2 separate regions of the Homo sapiens genome follow, and region 1 is linked to region 2. Evidence: read pairs that join two places in POLR2A ChIA-PET (ENCODE). Cell type or tissue: GM12878. All regions are shown on one strand.

Region 1 (8,000 bases), 66 kb before region 2:
CTCCAGCCTGGGTGACAAAGCAAGACCCCATCTCAAAAAAAAAAATTTAAAAAAAAATCCAGATCTAGTGTGTTTCTCCCTTTTCTTCCCTGTATTGGGGCACAGAAATGATTCCCCAAATATAGCCACGCTGAGTGCTTTTGAAAATCCTCAAAAATAAGCCTGAGAACAAAGGTCTCTCTCTCTCTGCCACTTCTCCCACCTTCCTGTCTCTCTGATCCTGTTTCCAGAAGCACCCTAAGAAAGATTCTTGGCCAGGCACGGTGGCTCGCACCTGTAATCCCAGCACTTTGGAAGGCCGAGGCGGGTGGCTCACCTGAGATCAGGAGTTCGAGACCAGCCTGGCTAATATGGTGAAACCCTGTCTCTACTAAAAATACCAAAATTAGCCAGACATGGTGGTGGTGGGTACCTGTAATCCCAGCTACTCGGGAGTCTGAGGCAGGAGAATCGCTTGAACCCAGGAGAGGGAGATTGCAATGAGCCAAGATCGTGCCACTGCACTCCAGCCTAGGCAACAGAGGGAGACTCCATCTCAAAAATAAATAAATAAATAAATAAGAAAGACTCCTTCTGGAATTTCTTATCTGAAGAAGAAAGTTTAAATACAATTGTCTTAAGACTCCCTCCCTAGGAATCTCATCAAATAGCCAGGAAAGATCAACCACCAGAGAAGAGAAGAGACTGGGAGTCATCCCCACACCCAGACAGACTTTTCATCTGTTCATCTGAGAGCAGCACTGAGAGATTTTATCTACATAAAATCTTTATCTACATAATAAGACAGACTTTGTTTCTGTGCAGCTCTGGTCCTTGCCTTTCTTTTTTTTTTTTGAGACGGAGTCTCACTCTGTTGCCCAGGCTGGAGTGCAGTGGTGAGATCTGGGCTCACTGCAACCTCCACCTCCTGGGTTCAAGTGATTCTCTTGCCTCAGCCTCCCAAGTAGCTGGGATTATAGATGCCCACCACCACATCCGGCTAATTCTTGCATTTTTAGTAGAGTCAGGGTTTTACCCTGTTGGCCAGGTGGATCTCAAACTCCTGACTTCAGGTGATCCGTCCACCTCAGCCTCCCGAAGTGCTGACATTACAGGTATGAGCCACCGCACCCAACCTGTCCTTTGCCTTTCTATATCATCTGCCTCCCACCTCCCAAGTCAATACATCTCTCCCCTCTGAAAACAGGTACATAAGCTTCTGTATAATAGTGCGTTGTTGGGTCACCATTCTGCGATTCCCCCAGGCTAGCCACGTGAAAATAAAATTGTGTATGCCTTTTCTCCTATTAATCTGCCTTTTGTCAGTTTTCAGAGAACCTTCAAAGGGTGAAGGGAAAAGTTTCCTATCCCCTGGTGAATGCAGAGTTAATTCCACTACCTGCGCTTAGGAGGGATACATCTTTGCCTTCTTAGGGAACTTTACTCCTCTCTCCTATCTCTCCTTTCTCTTCTCAATTACTGTAATCATTTCATCATAACTGTTATTGAACACTTACTCTGTACTAGACACTATATGCAATTTGCTATTTCTTATTTAATCTTTATGAAAACCCTATGAGAAAAATACTATTATCCATGAGAAAAAGAGAAATAGCTCAGAGCAATCTGATCTACGTGAGGTATGCAAAATATATCAGGCCCAGAGAGACATGAATATGGAGCTTCAGTCATGCCCCCTGCACCCAGGCAATTGTTTAAAGGCATTTTGTTCTTGACTAGCTGCCTCGCCCATTATCTTCATGTTCCTGAAATTTGTGATACAAAGAACAATGTGTAGCCAATCAATAACTTATGTCATTTTAATGTAAAATCTTGGTAAACAATTTAGGAATTGCCTCTTTTTTATTTTTTTGCTTTAAAAACCACTGGTAAGGCCAGGTGCAGTGGCTCATGCCTACAATCCCAACACTCAGGGAAGCTGAGGCAGGAGGATTGCTTGAGGCCAGGAGTTCAGGCCCAGCAAGACCCTGTCTCTAATTTTTTTTTTTTTTTTTTTGAGACGGAGTCTTGCTGTGTCGCCCAGGCTGGAGTGCAGTGGCCGGATCTCAGCTCACTGCAAGCTCCGCCTCCTGGGTTTAGGCCATTCTCCTGCCTCAGCCTCCCGAGTAGCTGGGACTACAGGCGCCCACCACCATGCCTGGCTAATTTTTTGTATTTTTAGTAGAGACGGGGTTTCACCATGTTGGCCAGGATGGTCTCGATTTCCTGACCTTGTGATCCGCCCGCCTCGGCCTCCCAAAGTGCTGGGATTACTAGCGTGAGCCACGGCTCCCAGCCTCTAATTATTTTTTAGAAATGTTTAAACCACTTGTAATTACAGCAAACAGAAGTGTGTATTCAGGGAAACTCAAATCTATGCTTTTGGGTGGCCATCTTCAATCTTTGAGCTCAAATAAACTCTATGCTTAATCATATTTTCTGCATCTCATTCTTAAGGTTGACATTTTGGTGACCCAAACGGGACCTAAAGCAGACCTCCAGTGATCACTGTCACTTCACTGACAACTAGAGAACTGGTGCCAGTAGTTTATCCAACCTTGCTGGAGTCAACAACGATCTCTGGAAAGGCTCCTCTCAAGTCTGAATCTTTCTGGCTTTCTTGAGGATTGAGACATTATTTGAGCTACACACATTCCTAAATTGAAAGGGCTGAAATTGAAACTCTACTGTTCGGTAGGAGTTTCATTTGTTATTCTTTAGTGATTTTTCTGACCACAGATTTGTAAGTTTCACTTTTTCTCTGATATTAAGGTCTTATTTGAATTATGCCTTAGAGCTTTTCAAACATTTCTCTCATTCAGAAGTTTGGTCAGGGAGATATCAGTTTATCACTGAAAAAAAAAAAAAGTCTTTAAAACTGGCCAGATTGTGAAGCTCAGTTCAATTGACAAATTTAAACTTTTCTTCTTGAGTGATCGAAATTCTTCCTGCTAGGTCTTTTTGGCCATTCAAAAGGAAAGTCTTAATTATGGGCAATCTTACTTCTATAACTGAGTCTTCCTCCTTAAGTAGAGATCCACCACTAGAAACACCAGCTGGATTCCTGTTTAGTATTCACAGCACCTCCTCATGCAAATATCTAGAAAAAAATTGATCTCATATTACTCAAGATGACCCCAAGTTACAATGGCCAAAATGAGGTAACTTTGAAATACCTAAGCTAGTTTATCTGCCTGATCCATTAGTAAAAGCCGGCTCTAAAAGAAAAGAAAATAACTGGGAGCTATTTTCAATGGTACTTAGCCTCTAAAAGAGGTTGTGATAAAGCCAATTCTCTGCAAGAGTAGGACAAAAGTACAAAACAATTTCTGAATTTAAAAAATACTACCAAAATTTCTCCCCCTTCTTCAGCTCCTCTTTCTCTCTCTCTCTCTTTTTTTTTTCTTTTTTAGATAGAGTCTCACTCTGTCACCCAGGCTGGAGTGCAGTGGCATGATCTCGGCTCACTACAACCTGCACACACACACACACACACACCCAGGTTGAAGTGATTCACCTGCCTCAGCCTCCTGAGTAGCTGGATTTACAGGCGTGCGTCACGCCCAGCTAATTTTTGTATTTTTTAGTAGAAACGGGGTTTTGCCATGTTGGCCAGGCTGGTCTCAAACTCCTGACCTCAAGTGATCCGCCTGCTTTGGCCTCCCAAAGTGCTGGGATTACAGGTGTGAGCCTCCTCACCTGGCCTCCTCCTTCTCTTTTGACAGAACTTCTTGTCCAGATTTACCTCCCTTTCCTCCTCTTCCTCCTTCTTCCGCTGTTCTGGCTCCATTTTGGAAATACCTTGTGTTCATTAGAGGAGAACCTGACTTGATATATCAACCATGGTTCAAAAGTAGAACTTAAAGACATAATTTAAAAATTCCCAGATCCTCTTCAGGACCCCATTGAATTTGCTAGAAAATGTGATTCAAATGTTTGAGCTTATAATCCCAGATTCTCTGGTTTATACCAAGTGATTCGCATATTAGTGTCAGAAAGTAAAGCCAAAGATTAGATAGCAAAGGCAAATTGGAGAAATTGTTTAAAGGACTTCCAATTCTGAAGCAGATCATGAATGGGCCTACAATACTGCCAAAGCTTTGCTAAATCCTATCCCCTTCGTTTTCGAAAAGTAGTTAATTGGAACAAAATATAACAATGCAAACAAAATCTTGATAAGCCTGTAATGTTACACTATGAGAGTGTAACTTCGTAATAGTGCTAACTTACCAAAATGATGCTCTCCTTAACTAAAACTTCGTAAATGGATAAGACGAAGAACTGGCATGTGTAACAAAGGGACAGTGCCCCAGTTGGACTGCCTTTCAAACTCATGAGCTAGTTAATTTTGCTGATCAAATATCCCATACCCTACCTAAGGAAGAAAAAGAAAAGAAAGCCAAACAGAGGGGAAAAGCAAAAAAGATCATGAGTTTGCAACTAAAGCAATTGTCTAACCTAATAAGTTCCAAAACCAATCTAATCCTCTGCTTTGCAATTACTGCAAAAATCCTGGACATTACAAAAAGGATTGTAGATTATATAATATTCACAGCTCCTTCTCTCAAAAAAAAAGGGAAAATGTATTTAGAATTAAAAGATAAGATTGAATTATTAGGTTCAAGAATGTTTTTGAAATCCGATTCTATTAATTTATAAATTGCAGTTTATATTGTCATAGAGGAAATCAAATTGTTAAATAGTGAACAGTTTTAAGAGGAATTAAAGACCTGGCATGGTGGCTCACACCTGTAATCCCAGCACTTTGGGAAGTTGAGGCGGGCACATCACTGGAGGTAAGGGGTTTAAGACAGCCTGGCCAACATGGTGAAACCCCATCTCTACTAAAAATAAAAAAAATTAGCTGGGTGTAGTGGCATACACCTGTAATCCCAGCCACTCGGGACGCTGAGGCAGGAGAACCACTTGAACCCGGAAGGCAGAGGTTGTGGTGAGCCAAGATAGTGCCACTGCACTCCAGCCTAGGTAAAAAAGCAAGACCCGGTCTCAGAAAAAAAAAAAAAAGCAATTAAAAGTAGTACCTGATCTCTTTGGCTTTTGGAGTACCAGGGATTACTTTGTATTGTGGGAGAGAACCTGACTTTTGTATGTGTAATGGCAAGTTACTGGCAAAATCTACAGTTACTGGCAAAAGCTGCAGTTTTGGAAGTGGCAGCCAGTGGTTGCAGTGAGTGGTTGTTACTTCAGGGGGCTTAGATAAAAAGGAAGTTTTGAAACCTTGGAGATTGTAAGAACACTCAACACCAAAAGATAGAACTATGGTGGGCTAATCAGAGTGGGCTGATTGGCATTGGGTCGCCCACTAGCCTTGGGGAATGTCTTTGTAGGGAGATGTACTGTGGAAGTGTTGACTTTGGAAAACAAAATACAAAAAGAATCAGCAGTATTTCAAACAAGAATTTATGTAATCATTTTAGTGCTCCATCAGTTCAGTCCCTTGTAATTCTTTTTCTGCTTGATGTTGACTTAACGATCCTCATGAATGAGTCAGTCTTTTATTAGAATTCTGGGAGTTTTTATTTAGTCCATTTATCTTAAAGTTATCAGAAATCAGTGTTTAAGAGTACTTGTTAGTCTTTTCCATGAAAAGCAATTTTGGACTAAAGCTGATTGCAAATGTGTTTAGAGAAGAATTCAAAACAACAGCTGTGGATGATAAAAACTTAGAATAGCCATGATTAAAATCTGATGAAAGTTCCAATTGACCAGGAAATTTAGTTATTGCTATTACGTGCAGCATTTAAAATATCTAGTAGATGCAACCAGAATTATGACTGATAATGTCACATCAGGACCATCAGAATTTTATAACTTTTATATAATTTTTAGAATATTTAAATTAATAACATATTCATACAAATATAACTTTAACATAGCAATCAAAAATCATAATAAAATTATGACTGACAAAATATTATATTTTTATTAATTTGTATGATTTTGGAAACACATATCAATAACATACCCATAAATGTAACTGAGAGAAGATCTAATATTATTGTTATTTGACAATGCCTACCGTACAATTTACCAAATAATTTAATATCTCTACAAAATGAGAGATACATTCTTTGATGTTTCCAGGGGCCCAACTAGAATATCCCAAAGTTAATTTTAAGCCAACAAAAAGTAATTTAGAATTTTGATCTTAGTGAAATCTGCCAAAGATGTCAAAAGGTTTGAAACATTTGATCAAAAGAGAATCATGGGCTGGGTACAGTGGCTCAGGACAGCAATCCCAGTGCTTTGGGAGGCTGAGGTGGGAGGATTGCTTGAGGCCGGGAGTTTAAGACCAGCCTGGGCTACATTAGCAAGATCTCATCTTCATGAAAAGTTTTTACAGCATGGTGGCTCATACCTTTAGTCCCAGCACATTGAGAGGTCAAGGCAGAATGATTGCTTGAGGCCAGAAGTTCAAGGCCAGATTGGGCAACATAGGGAGACCTGGTATCTACAAATAAAAATGAAAAATTAACTGGGCATGGTGACACACTACTGTAGTCCTAGCTACTCAGGAGACCAAGGATTGCTTGAGCCCCAGAGTTCAAAATTACAGCAAGTTGTGATTGTACCACTTGACTCCAGTTTGGGCAACAGAGCAAGACCTTATCTCTAAAACAAAAAATGAAAAAAAAATTTAATTAGCTGGATGTTCTGGCATGCATCAGTAGTCCCAGCTATTCAGGAGGCTGAGGTGGGAGGATCACTTGAGCCTAGTTTTATAGTGAACTACGATCACACAACTGTACTCCAGCCTGGGCAGCAAAGCAAGATCCTATCTCAAAACAAAAACAAAAATGAAAACAAAAATCCGAAAAACAAAACAGAATCACAGGTCACTGTTAAATAATAGTTATTCATTTAACCAGAGTGATAATCATAAAACTTCAAAAGCTATATAGAAGTTACATGGTTGTGGAAACCTTAACCCATTTAAAACTCAGTTTTCCTAAGTAACCAAAATCCTAATAAAGACAACACAAGGATTATCTCGATAAAATGTAAAATCTTTTTTTTTTCAGACCTGTTACCAAAAAGGAAAAGAAAAACCTTCTGTAGTGTAATTGCTTTTCCTCATGAGAAGCCCATTTAGTTAACCTGGAAGTCAAACCTGATGAAAAAGGTACTTGAATTTAAGCAGACAGAGGAAGAGTTTGTCCAGGATTATGATGTACAATTTATTATGGAGAAATGTAAACAAGAAAACTAGTACCTTGTGTAGGGACACAAAGTAGGGACTCTTAGTAACAACATGGATGTTTCCTGGTTATACTGAACAATGCAGACCTATAAAGAAAACCCAAGAGTACAGAATCAAGTTATACTGAAGGAAAACATTGCTTTTCTACACCTTCAAGATAAAACATTTCAGTGTCAGGCCACAACATCAGTGTTAGAACCAGAACAAAAGTTACAGGAATTGATAAAAACATTGAAGGACAGAGTTACCATCCCAGCCAAGCAAAAAGATGTACCTTTCCCAGGGATTAAAAAACAGAAGGCAATCACATGTGACCTGCAAATCACATGCAGCAAGGTACAGTAAAAGTTGAACTTCCGAGATATAAGTCTGAGAAGTTTTAAAAGATACAGATTTCAGAATTAAAAATTCAGAACCTCTGAATTTTACTAAAAGCAAATTGATAGTTGATGAAAAACTTGCTTTATTCTAACATAGGGAACCAAAATTTTAGTTTTGTATTAGTATAATTTAATATCAAAGCTCAATCTTTAGAAAGACTTATAAGTAATTTCCTTTAATTATAGCCAACCTGATCACATGCAAATTTCCTTTCATAAATTTTCTTTTCACAAACCTTATCACAACGTACTCTGACAATATGTACCATAGACAATATGCTTGAAATTTCTGCTTTATCCTATACTTTTGCTCTCTTAAATTTTACCTTAGGACACAAATTTACCATATAAAGTTTTTTCTCATATAACATTATTATCTTTTCTTTTTAACCTTTCTTACCAAAAATACGTTTTCATAT
Region 2 (8,000 bases):
TTCACTGTGTTGCAGTCATTTGAGAGGAAACATACAAAAGAACAATCAGCTAAACAGTGTATTAGATTCCAGCCTTGACCCAGTTACTAGTTACTTTTCAAAGAGAAAAGTCACATCTGCTTTCTGTCATTCACACTAATAAATGATGAATGTGGAACAAAATGTTAGCTCTCCCCTAAAAAATAGCATATTTGTTGTAGGCCGGGCACAGTGGCTCATGCCTGTAATCCAGCACTTTGGGAGGCCAAGGTGGATGGATCACAAGATCAGGAGTTCGAGACCAGCCTGGCCAACACGGTGAAACTCCATCTCTACTAAAAATACAAAAAGTAGCTGGTAGTGATGGCACACACCTATAATCCCAGCTACCCGGGAGTCTGAGGCAGGAGAATCTCTTGAACCTGGGAGTCAGAGGTTGCAGTGAATTCTGAGGTCACGCCACTGCACTCCAGCCTGAGCAATAAAGCAAGACTCTTGTCTCCAAAAAAAAACCAAAAAAAACAAAAACAAAACAAAACAAAAATATTTGTTAACTGTGTGTGTGTGTGCGTGTGTCTGTGTGTGTGTGTCTGTCTGTCTGTGTCTGTGTATAAGTTTCCAAACTCTTGAACCTGGGAGTCAGAGGTTGCAGTGAATTCTGAGATCACGCCACTGCATTCCAGCCTGGGCAACAAAGCAAGACTCTGTCTCAAAAAAAAAAACAAAAAACAAACAAAATAAAAACATATTCGTTAACTATTTGTGTGTGTGTGTTTCTGTGTGTGTGTGTGTCTGTGTCTGTGTATAAGTTTCCAAAGGCTGCTGTAACAAATTACCACAAACTTAGTGGCTTCAAATAGCAGTAACTTATTATTTCACAGTTCTAGCAGCCAGAAGTCCAAAATCAAGGTGTCAGCAGAGTTGTGCCTCTCTGAAGGCTCTGGGGAGAATCCTCCCTTGCATCTTCCAGCTTCTGGTTGCTCCAGGTGTTCCTCGGCTTGAAACGATAACACTCTTCAAATTCACATGGTCTTCTCCTTTACTGTCTTTAGTTGTTTGTTATAAGGACACTTGTCATTGGATTTAGGGCCTATCCTGATAATCCAGGATAATTTCATCTTAATTACATCTGCAAAGAACCTTTTTCCGAATAAGGTTCCATGAATTAGAATATGAACATATCTTTTTGGGAGCCACCTTTCAATCACTAATAAACACACACATGCACGAATGAAGTTGATTTTCATTATTCCCAGTAGTTATGTTCTGTAAAGTTGCAGCAAACACTAATTTAGTAGATTCTGAACCACTTGGCAGTAATGGTTCAGTATTTGTTAAATCAGTGTTAGGAACAATGGTTCAATATTAGCTAAATCCAGCTGAGCGTGGTGGCACACACCTGTGGTCCCAGCTACTCAGGAGGTTGAGGCAGGAAGATTGCTTAAGTCCAGGAGTTCAAGGTGGCAGTGAGCTATGATTGCACCATTGCACTCCAGCCTGGGGAACAGAGTGAGACCCTGTCTCAAAAAAAAAAAAAAAATTAGCTAAATTCATACACACACACAAACACACACTGAGCTCACATAGATTATAATCTTAAATTCTAAAAATAACCCATCCTGGTAGATTCTCTATACTTTACAAAAGAGAAAACGAGGCTCAGGAGTGTCAGGTGACTTGCCTGATGCTGCTCCACTAAAAGGTGCTAGAGTTCAGATTCAAACCCAGTCCAAATTGGCCCCAGAACCAGAGCACTGCTCTGCTCTGCCCCCTACACCTCCATTCTCTGGTCATCTCTGTAGGAGAGCTGCCACAAGAAGGCAGAGTGTTACCTTGTCCTACTTCAGCTGGCAATGGGCAAATGTGGAGCAACTCATATTTTTCACTGCCCTATGCATGTCTGCAAATGACTGTGGAAGTGCCTCGGGTGTTGATTTGTGGATACAAATAAATTTTAGTGAGTAGGCAAATTTGCAAATAGACATTCTGACAATAATGAGAATCAACAATATATAGTATATATGTGTGTATTTTATATATTTTTGGGGTTTTCTTACATGTAACTTTGGGATGATGAATGATGAAACTTTTGAAAGATTGAAAACTCAGTGATCTCATAACATCCTAAATCAGTGCTTAAAAATGGAATCCCAGGGCCAGGTGTGGTGGCTCATGTCTGTAATCTCAGCATTCAGGAAGTCCAAGGTGGGAGGATCGCTTGAGGCCAGGAGTTCAAGACCAGCCTGGGCAAAATAGCAAGACCCCATCTGTACAAGAAATTTTTAAAATTAACATGGCACGGTAGTGCGCACCAGTAGTCCTAGCTACTCAGCAGGCTGAGGCAGGAGGATCACTTAAGCCCAGGAGTTTGAGGTTACAGTGAGCTATGATTGTGCCACTATACTCCAGCCTAGGCAACAGAGGGAGACCCTGTCTCAAACAAACAAAAAATAGCATCCCATTGGAATGGGGAGTTTATTGCTCTTTCTTTGGTATAAGTTACTTCTCTTAGTCTAAAGGCTATAATTTATCTTAAAACAATACAGTTTATTTGAAAAATCTTGGAATCGATTTTATATTAAAGTATTCACGGAGTGTAGAATTATGCCATGCCTTCTGTTCTAGGTGGATGTGAAATTGGACCCCAAGGATTTGCGAATAGATACATTTCGAGCCAAAGGAGCAGGAGGGCAGCATGTTAATAAAACTGATAGTGCCGTCAGACTTGTCCACATCCCCACAGGTAAGCAAGCCCCTTGGCTTTGTACTTTTAACCCTTTTTCCATCTTACTCAGCATTTGGAAGGAAATAGTCCTATATGAGTGTCTGGTTCCTTGCACAGCTCTTTAAAAATGTCACTGGGGTTGTGGATCAGGATGGCTATTGTGTTCATATTTCCCTTCTGTTTGGAAAGATTCCTTTCTGAAAAGATGCAGACGGTGAGCAGACCTATTCAGGGAAGCTTCCCAGGTATGCTGGATGGGAGTGAGCAAACAGAGGTGCCCCAGCCTAAATACAGATGAAACACAGAAGCAGCCTTGCACAGGCCACCACCGTGGATATTCTGTCACCTTGTAGCATGACAGCTAACTCCATTAGGCTTTGCTGCACTAATGCTTTTATTTTGAATATTGGTAATTTTGGTATACTCTGAGGTAGTTTTGCTGTCCGTAATGTGATTTTAAATATTCCTACCGTTTTTCAAATTAAAATTTTATTTAACTCCTTAATTTTTTTAAATTAATTTTTACATTTCATGTATATGGTTTTAAAAGTCTAATGGCAAAGTCCTATAACAAAAAAACCAACAGCTCTCTGGACTTGTTCCCACCCTCTTCCTACTTCCTCTACTCTCAGTTCCCATTTCCTAAAGACAACCACTTTAAATTCTTTTTACTCACTTCTCTAGCTGCAAAAAACAAACAAATGAACCTCTTTTAGCTATTTCTTCTGGTAATTACCTCAGTATTTCTAAATAATAGGCAAATATTGCTCTTCTGACCAACTATAAAGATTATATATTTACATCTTAATGTGGTAGATGAGAATTTTGCCCTTCTTATATACCTTTTCTTCTTCCAAATATTTATCTTTTGGCAAAATTAATTTTCACTGTGTTCATATAATGAACAGATAGTGTTAGACGCTGAGCCCATTAGTATACAGTCCTGTGATTTCATTTCCTAGAGTTAATAATTACCTCATTGATTTTTCATTTGCCTACTTTTCTTTGACTCTGAGTCTGCTTACATCTTCCAAAAGTTGTGTAAAATGAAGTCACTCCAGTGCTCTCTGGAGACTCCATGACAGAGCACTCCATCATCTTGCTTCAGTGTGGACCAGCTGCTCCCCAGGACATTGCACAGGGGTTGTCCTGGTCATCAGCAGTTGGGGAGTTCCTTTCATCTCTGTTCTGTGTTGGATCCTCCCGTTTCTTGGGTTCTATATCATCTTTTCTCTTTGCTACTCTGTCATTTTAACAAAGCTCATCTTTAAGTGGCTTCCTGAGAAAAGATTTGTGACATGTAAATATTTCAAGGCTTTGTAGATCTGAAAATAGCTTTATTCTAACTTCACACTTCATCGATCATTTCATGGAAATAATTTCCCCTTAGAACATTGAAAGTCTTTTTCATTCCTTGTATTTGTTGCTTTCAGTTTAGAGACTCATGCCTTTCAGCTCTGAAATACTTTCTTCAATACTTTCTTGCATAACATTTTATTTATTCTTCCTGGGATTTCTATTAGTTAGATATTAGACCTCTTGAATTTGTTTTTTCCTCATATTGTCTGTCACTTTGTTTTTTAGTTCTTTTTCCTACCCTTTTTTCTGATTGTAAAAAAATTATTTTTTTAACTTTTGAGAGCTCTTTCTTGTTCTCAGAATTGTTTTCTCATAGCATCCTTTTCTTATTTTGTTGATACTTATTTCTTTTTTTTATTACTGAAGGATATTAATTTTAGTTTCCCTGAAGTTCTCTTCTGCTTTCTGCAGTGTCTCTGTTTCTTCTGAGTTTATTTTTGTTTCATTCTTGCTTTACTTTTCTTTTTTTTCTTTTTGAGACAAGGCCTTGGCCTGTTGCCCAGGCTGGAGTACAGTGGTGTGATCACAGCTCACTGCAGCTGTGACTTTCCCAGGCTCAGGTGACCCTCCCACCTCAGCACCACTCCCCCGTCCCAGCTTCCTGGTAGCTGGAACTATAGGCGCTTGCCACCATGCCTGGCTAATTTTTGCTTTTTTTTTTTTTTTTTTTGGTAGACACCAGGTTTCTCCACATTGCCCAAGCTGGTCTCCAACTCCTCGGCTCAAGTGATCTGCCTGCCTCAGCATCCCAAAGTGTTGGGATAACAGACATGAGCCACTACACTCAGCCCATTCTTACTTTCATGTTGGAAATTTCTAGGAATTCTTGGCTGTCTGTACATATTTAAGAGCCAGATTCTGAAGCTCTGAGTGCACTTATCCACATACCCATTAGTGAGTTCCACTGTGGAGCAGTTAGAGGATTAATCAGCTTTTTTATTAGGGACCCCCAGATGTCTATATCTGTAGACCTTTTCTCTTGTGAGTTTGTTTTCTCCTGAGAAGGATCTTCCAGGATACAGCTGAGAGTAAAGTCAAGGTCTCACCTTTCAATAGCAGTTGTTTACTTAATCCTCTTGTCTTCCCGCCCATACTCCATACTTGCCCTCCCTTATAACTAGTCCCAGGTCTGGAATTTTCCTGATTTAATTATCCAGAAATATACCTCCTGCCTTCTGCAGATTGAGGAAGGAGACTTGAGGATCTATTTGTTATTATAGGCTTTCTGTATTTAGCCCTAGCTCCTCAAGCCTGACTTCTGAAATACCTGGTGTCTCTATTTCTGAGCCTTTCTGGCACTTAGCAGGGCAAAGTGGCCAGTTTCTGGTCAGCATCTCCCTCTACAGGGAATTAAGTCTCACCTTCCTTCCAGCTGCTAAGTCATTTACCATTCTTCCATCCACTTTCTGTCTTTAATAGATCATGTTTGGGGATTATATATATCACCTAGTTTTATTTCAGATGGAGTTTGTGTTTCTGTTCTTTGTTCTTGTTGTAGTGTGATTTAAAAAAAGCGGGGTGGGGGCCAGGTGCAGTGGCTCACGCCTGTAATCCCAGCACTTTGGGAGGCTGATGCAGGCAGATCACCTGAGGGTCAGGAGTTTGAGACTAGCCTGGCCAAAATGGTGAAACCCTGTCTCTACTAAAAATACAAAAAAATTAGCTGGGTGTAGTAGTGTATGCCTGTAGTCCCAGCTACTGGGGAGGCTGAGGCAGGAGAATCAGTTGAACCCAGGAAGCAGAGGTTGCAGTGAGCCGAGATCATGCCATTGCACTTCAGCCTGGGCAACAAGAGCAAAACTCAGTCTCAAAAAAAAAAAAAGGGAAACCATCTTGAAGTCAGACATGATTATGATTGCTTGTATTGTTTGTTGTATGAAAAGTTAAAACAACCTAAATATCCAAAATAGGATAATTTCATACTTTCTCTTGTTTCCTTTATTGATTTTTATTCCATAGGAAACTGTTAAAAAAAAAAAAAAAAAGGCCCGGTGCAGTGGCTCACGCCTGTAATCCCAGCACTTTGGGAGGCCAAGGCAGACAGATCACCTGAGGTCGGGAGTTCAAGACCAGCCTGACCAACATGGAGAAACCCCAGCTCTACTAAAAATACAAAATTAGCTGGGCCTGGTGGCGCATGCATGTAATCCCAGCTCCTCGGGAGGCTGAGGCAGGAGAATTGCTTGAACCTGGGAGGCAGAGGTTGCAGTGAACTGAGATCACGCCATTGCACTCCAGCCTGGGCAACAAGAGTGAAACTCCGTCTCAAAAAAAAAAAAGAAAAGAATATATGCATGAGCAAAAGAACATAAAACATCCGTAATAATAACCCAGTAACCATTGTTGGCATATATCTTTGGTATACATCCTTTCAAATTCTTTTCTGTACATATAAAAATATGCCATTTTTTCCCCAAAAATGAAGTTATACTTTTTTTTTTTTCTTAGATGGAGTCTAGCTCTGTCACTCAGGCTGGCATGCAGTGGCCAGTGAACCTTGGTTCACTGCAACCTCTGCCTCCAGTGTTCAAGCTATTCTCCTGCATCAGCCTCCCAGGTAGCTGGGACTATGGGTGTGCACCACCACACCTGGCTAATTTTTGTATTTTTAGTAGAGACGTAGTTTCACCATGTTGGCCAGGCTGGTCTCGAACTCCTGACCTAGAGTGATCTGCCCACCTCGGCCTCCCAAAGTGCTGGGATTACAGGCATGAGCCACCATGCCCGTCCTGAGGTTATACTTTTTGTAACTTGCCATAATTTATTTCAACAGTCCATAAATTGTTGAATACTTAATGTGTTTCACCTAAACCCTGTATTGTTGGATATCATTCTATATTATACACAGTCCAGAACAGTAATAATTAGCTTAAGATGAATTAAAAATTAAAATGGGTAAAAAATTGGGTAAAAGGTGATCAAAACTCTGACAAACCAGAATACTTTAAAACTTACAAGTTGTAAAACCACCCTATGTAGCCATAAATTGCTGACTTTACAAAAAGTGACTTACAGAGAGTAGAACTGTGGTTATTAGAGACTAGGAAGGGTAAGGGGGAGAGGAGGATAGAGAGAGGTTGGGTAAAGGATACAGAATTACAGCTGGATAGGAGGAATTAGTCCTGGTGTTCTGTAGCACTATAGCATGAATATGGTTAATATAGATTTATTTATTGCATATTTTCAGAAAGCTAGAAGAGAAGATTTTGAATGTTCACAACACAAATAAATGATAAATAAATTTTGAGGTGATGGATGTGCTAATTACCCTGATTTGATCATTCCACATTGTATCGAAATACCACTCTATATCCCATAAATATGTACAATTATTACATGTCAACTAACAATAAAGGGAAAAGAAAGTGACTTATCATTGTGCTGCCAGACTTACCTTGGGCCAATTATTTTTTAGCCACTTAGATCTGAGTCTTTGGTTTCAAAGAGGCCTGAAGGCCTACCCTCAAACCTTCCCTTTAGGCAAGCAAGGCATGTCAAGACCTAACCCTTATGAAGCCATGCAGTTATGACCAAGTGATTTCTTCAGCCTACTTCTTCCATATTTTGAGGATTGCCATGGTTTCAGCATCTGCTTCAAGGAAAACTCAGCCTTTCTTCCATTTCTCCCATTCTTTCTTCCATACTAAGACCTTAGACTAGGAACCGTCCCTGCTAGAATTCAAAGTGAGAACTATATAGCTCATTCTTCTATTTTCTCCATGTCATGGAAGAATCGTATTTTTTTTCTAACCACTGCTTCTAGATAATTTCATTTTCCACCATTGGAAGAGTTATTCATAGGGGTATGGTTAAATGTTTATACAGGGGAATATTACCTTTCTTGGGAAAATTTATCCCAAGATAAGGATGAAGACAAATGAATATTTTGTGCATTAAAGTGGGCTTTTTTTAGTTTATTACCAGTTGGTGAGTAAAA

Evidence for each region. ChIA-PET counts read pairs that join two places held together with the same protein. Peaks named below come from ENCODE experiments on the same cell type or tissue, not always from the same donor. Only the 100,000 strongest peaks of a DNase experiment are listed, where the experiment ranks them.
Region 1: POLR2A ChIA-PET joins it to region 2 with 5 read pairs; 3 of 35 experiments call an interaction of 5 or more read pairs at or near these places.

Annotation. Positions count from the first base shown.
Region 1 is chr13:41,294,582-41,302,581 of GRCh38, reverse strand. LOC105370173 (a long non-coding RNA gene) reads right to left here and starts at 6,399. Exons shown (of 3, transcript XR_001749846.2): 1 at 6,359-6,399; 2 at 4,210-4,354. It also overlaps a transcript of MTRF1 not described here. In GM12878, no CTCF peak of the experiment used is centred here; no DNase peak of the experiment used is centred here; H3K4me3 peaks cover 304 bases.
Region 2 is chr13:41,228,612-41,236,611 of GRCh38, reverse strand. MTRF1 (mitochondrial translation release factor 1) reads left to right here. Exons shown (of 10, transcript NM_004294.4): 7 at 2,605-2,722. It overlaps KBTBD6-DT (KBTBD6 divergent transcript), which reads right to left. Exons shown (of 4, transcript NR_120423.1): 4 at 1-1,496. Among named protein-coding and RNA genes, the nearest start is that of MTRF1, 31 kb to the left of the region's middle. In GM12878, no CTCF peak of the experiment used is centred here; a DNase peak (open chromatin) is centred at 4,561; H3K27ac peaks cover 654 bases.